2 separate regions of the Homo sapiens genome follow, and region 2 is linked to region 1. A link is an interaction called in ENCODE POLR2A ChIA-PET data of the cell type or tissue named here. Cell type or tissue: CD4-positive, alpha-beta T cell. All regions are shown on one strand.

Region 1 (2,500 bases):
TCTTTGCATCATTTCCCAGCTGCCTACTGCTTTGCTGCTTCCCCCAAATTCATCTGCTTTTTCCTTACCTTTTCTCTTTCACATTCTTGCCAGTTGCTGTGCCCCCTCTGCCACTGAGCCAATCCCTTGTCTCAGTTTGTGGACAGCATCTATTTTTAAATAAAACTCTCTTTGCTGTCCCCTACTTTTGGGAAGAGCTTCACAATAATTGAAAAGACATGTTTATTCCATAGGAAACACCATCATTAAGTTTTCTTCTCCACATTAGCCACAGGCTAGTGCCCTCATACCATGCAGGTGTGGATGCCACATTCACCTCCTGAGACACTTTCCTTGAACTCTTATCTAAAATTTTATACTCTTCTTCCTGCCCCAAATCACATCCCCTCATTCCTCGTTTATTTTTTCTCTTTAGCAACAATCACTATCTAATAATCTATACATCATATGTATTTACCTTTCTTTTGTCTTCCTTCCCTACCAGAATAAAATGTCAGTGAGAAAACTAAAAGTTAAATTAGAAATATGTTGTCTTTTATATTGGTAGTCAAGATTTAAAAAGTGTGACCTAAGCAAATATGTTACCCCAGATATAATATGTAAAGAAATTGAAATATTAGTATACTTAATTTTAATTTCCATTTTATTTGGGCATAATTTCAAAAAAAGTATAACTTTGAGGAAAAAGAGTTTTTGTTGTTGATTTTAATATGTTGGTTATAAAACTAAGTTTTCATTACTGAAAATAAATTAGGAATATCCTGTATTAAAGTACTGATTGACTCTCTAATATAATTTTTCTGTTATTTAGTCTATTTTTAAAAATTTCTAATAACATAAGGATATGTATTAAATCTTACCAACAAAATTTTAGTTAAAGCTTTTGTTTCAGGTTTAGCTGCCCTTGGACGGCAGAACTACCTGTACTGCCAAACATCATGCTTAAGCTTTTGAAATTCTAAAGTTAAAACTAAATTAATAGATAGGTTGCATTTTTATAAGTAAAATAAATGATTACTGAAAGTTTAAGCTAAAACTCTTGGAGCTCTCTCTTACCCTTTTAAAGACTCATTTGGCCATATTTTGAGAGTCACTGAGGACAGAGAAATGTAAAAAGGAAAGGGTCTATTGCATGTGGGGCTACATTCCTTCTTTCTTTCTACAATATTTGAAACACACAAAACCAGCAGCACTACACTGAGCCCTTTGTTCTTCCTGTTGGGCAAAACACTAGATAGCTTACTGTAAATATGGCCAACTGCCAAGCTGTGGCGCAGATTCTTTTTTTTAAATACTGTAAACTGGCACAGGCTCAAGAATTACAGTTCTTCCTTCCTTTTATTTACTTTCTCCTTCTACACCAAAGAGTTTCATCTATGGCAAGAGAGAAAAACAGTTGTTGTGGTTAAAATGCCCAGTCGTCGTGGGTTTTTTTTTTTTTTTTTGCCTTACTCCTGACCTTGAATAGATTTCTTTTAAAATAAGCAGAATAACGTTATTATTCTTAAATTTTAAAAGAGCTATGTCCTTTCATGACCAATGTAAAGGACTGAAGTAGAAAAGTGGGATGAGAACTGAGTTGAATTCATAATATTTGTTAATAGCATTCTACTTTAAAAATTGATTTTGTATTGGTGACTTCCTAATTCTCTTTTGTTAATGTCAGAGATATTATCTTGGTTTCACTTATAGTGATCTTAGAATACTTTGGTCTTAGATTTCATTTTTAATGCACCTGCATTATTTTTGACATTAGTAACTTGCTTCCCCTTGTGTTGGAATTTGTATGGCTGCAACTGAGTTGAAAAGAGGCACAGGGAAGGGTGCGGAGTTCTGCTTTTCAGCTGTAGGGTGTGTCTCTTTTGAAACTGTTTTTTTTAATTCAAGAAAAAGCTTGGAAATTTTGTATTTTTTGAAAGAATTATTTGCTATGCGTATTAAAATAGACGAGCAAAACACCAAGGATCTGCATTATTAAAATGACATGCCTCTCACAAAAAAGAGAGATGTCAGAAATCAGTAGATACATTTTTGATGTAAATACCATCTTGTCAAATATATTTTAAATTTTTGATATAAATACCATCTTGTCAAATACTTTAAATTTTGCAGGGTTTTTTTTTTTTTCTTTCTTTGAGATAGAGTCTTGCTCTGTCGCCCAGGCCAGAGTGCAGTGGTGCAATCTCAGCTCACTGCAACCTCCACCTCCCGGGTTCAAGCAATTCTCCTGTCTCAGCCTCCCGAGTAGCTGGGATTATAGGTGCCCACCACCACGCCTGGCTGATTTTTGTATTTTTAGTAGAGATGGGGTTTCACCATGTTGGCCAGGCTGGTTTCGAACTACCGACCTCAAGTGATACGCCAACCTCGGCCTCCCAAAGTGGTGAGGATACAGGCGTGAGCCACTGCATCCAGCCGATTTTGCAGTTTTATTGATGAATTTTGTACAGGGAAACTTCTAGGTCTGAGTAGAAATTAAATGTATATTGTAATTATTTTT
Region 2 (2,500 bases), 320 kb after region 1:
GAGAGCCCATGAGGTCCTTACTTTATTTAGATATTGAGACACAGCCAATTTATGAATAGCAAATAATAAATTACAACAATGGCATCAAGTAAGAAAATCTTTAACAACAAAAACCAGTTAAACTAAAAACCAAAAATGACTGATGCAAGACTTAATTGTTTTTAAGTCTTAAGCAGTGGAAAAGCTACTACAAAATTCAGACATGTCTTTATTTTGGGAAGTCATCTTTTCATGGTAGGGCTTTAAAGTTACATGGACTATCAACATTCTGACTTAAAAATAAAACCTCCAAATTTCAGCACCTGCAGCTACAGCACAGCAAAGGAAGGCACGAATTAGGCCACACGCAAGTGCCAAGTACACAACGCAGATACCAAAAATACCCCAGCAAGCCACAATGGATGTGTATCGAAGCATGTAAGGGGCCAGGCAGTCGGCATAGCATAATTTCTATACAAAGCTGGAGAGAAGAAATTCAAGGAAACACACAGGACAAAAGTTGTACCCCCAGACTGAATGTGAATAGACAATGTGATGGTAGATGGCCAAGTATACAGGCCCTGAGAATCACTTCCAGAGCGTTTCTGAAGCTGAAGGGAGACAACCGAATATCATATTACTCATAAAAAGATTATGGATGCTGCCTGGTTGCATAGATCAAATTTCCAAGTCTCTCAAGCTCTGCTGTGGGGGAGAAGGCCCTCCCGCCCGCATCTCAGCCAAGGTGTTAGATGATAAATGCGCAGCAACCAGATTCAAGTGTTTATTCCCCATAGATAATTATAAACCACAGCCACATGACTTAATGTAAGGTCAGTGCTCCCTCTTCAAACCAAGGGCACTGACCAGTTGACAGCCATGGCTGTTTCACTGGGTTTCAGAATCGGGGCAGGGTGGAGAATACCTGCAATTCAAGCAATGTCCCCATATGCAACTGCACAATTTCAATTTCTACAGTAAAACAAGTCACTGGGCAGACACATGAGGGGTCAAACTCACCTGTCCTTTACTGCTTGTGTGGCTTGGGCCAATTTTCCTATGTCCTTTGCGCCTTCCAATCTTTTTAAAAATGAAGATATATCTACCGCACTGGGTTGATGCAAGCATTAAGATGAAACGTCATCTACAAAATAGCTGAAACAAAGTCTGGTGGCCCATAATACTAAATGCTCCATGGTCTCTCAGCCTGGAAGTGCCAAGAGGGTATCTAATACTTTTTCTGCAGCCTCAACCACCAGCCTCTGCTAAAGCCAAAGGTTCTACTCCCTCAAATCCCCAGACCCCCAAGAGGTAGGGGAAGGAGCTAACCTCTGTGCAGAATTTAACAGGCTGCTGTGGGCTCACAGCAAGGCAGCATGTTCCTCCTGTTCATTTGGCCCCTGTTCTTCCTTAGATTTGAGCTCCCTTAGACCTCCACTATCTAAGTGACCCTGCTGTTTACTTAGGTATGGTAACAGGTACTGGCTGCCAATTCATTCTTCACAGTACCCAGAATCAGAGACCACATCCTTCCACAAGAAGGCACTAGGCTCTCCTAGAGATCTCAGTGTAACCCACTGCATTCTGTAACCAGGGCCCAGATACAAGTAAACAGAGTAAAGCTGCTCATCTTATTAGGAAATCATCCCCCTACTAACCAAGAAAGATGCAGGAAGTTTTTGCAATGGGAAGTTCATTCCTTTAGGTTACTTATCACCCTCTCCTGACCTGAAATTTACAGAGCTTCCCACTTCTTATTACAAAAGCAGTATATGTTCATTTTGGTCAATTAGCCCAAAAAAAAAAAAAAAAAAAAGCAAATGTGCAAAAAAACACTTTTAAAAGATAAATCTTTTTTTTTTTTTTTTTACATAATCAGATTAAGATACCAACTTCTAGGGTGAACTGAGTGTCCTGGCCCTCAAGGAGTGCTGGGGTTGAGGAAGCCCTCTCTGAAGGAGGAGAGAGAGGGAAGAAGGAAAGACAGAGAGAGAGGAAAGGAGGAAGTGAAGACAGGGTTTGCCAGTGACTCCCACCCTGTAATTTCTCAGTAGGCACCAGACTTCACAGAAATCTATTAAAAATGATCTAAAATGATTATTTTTCTGAACTTTAGGCAAATCATTCACAGTTTACTGTGGTGTACTAAGCCACAAATCATATTTGGGGGAGCGGGGTACTCTGGTATCTCCCAGCAAAATTTATTGACTTCCTGAAAAGCAATCATGGAACCAACAGTCAAGTAATTTGAAATGCCAAGCAGCTGTCTCTGAGAAACCCCCCATTCATTTGCCCAATTTAAAGGAAACAAGTGATTGCATTGACGAGAATAAAAATGGTTACCAGTGAGTGCACACAAAGTATATGATGACATGCACAAGGCTGTATATGGGAATAGGAAGGTGTTATCTAGTGATTTTAAATAACTGACATCAAGTCTGAGTAGGCACAAATCTCAGTGGCACAACGACAGCTTGAGGCACTAGCTGGGATAGATGCTTTAGAGATATCAACATTCAGG

The links. ChIA-PET counts read pairs that join two places held together with the same protein. Peaks named below come from ENCODE experiments on the same cell type or tissue, not always from the same donor. Only the 100,000 strongest peaks of a DNase experiment are listed, where the experiment ranks them.
Region 2: POLR2A ChIA-PET joins it to region 1 with 10 read pairs; 7 of 35 experiments call an interaction of 5 or more read pairs at or near these places.

What each region holds. Positions count from the first base shown.
Region 1 is chr4:148,375,091-148,377,590 of GRCh38, reverse strand. The region is part of intron 2 of NR3C2 (nuclear receptor subfamily 3 group C member 2); the gene reads left to right. Among named protein-coding and RNA genes, the nearest start is that of NR3C2, 66 kb to the left of the region's middle. In CD4-positive, alpha-beta T cell, no CTCF peak of the experiment used is centred here; a DNase peak (open chromatin) is centred at 1,260; H3K4me3 peaks cover 828 bases; H3K27ac peaks cover 897 bases.
Region 2 is chr4:148,051,688-148,054,187 of GRCh38, reverse strand. The region is part of intron 20 of ARHGAP10 (Rho GTPase activating protein 10); the gene reads right to left. Among named protein-coding and RNA genes, the nearest start is that of MIR4799, 270 kb to the right of the region's middle. RefSeq lists an enhancer at 1-2,179. In CD4-positive, alpha-beta T cell, no CTCF peak of the experiment used is centred here; a DNase peak (open chromatin) is centred at 1,517; H3K27ac peaks cover 1,854 bases.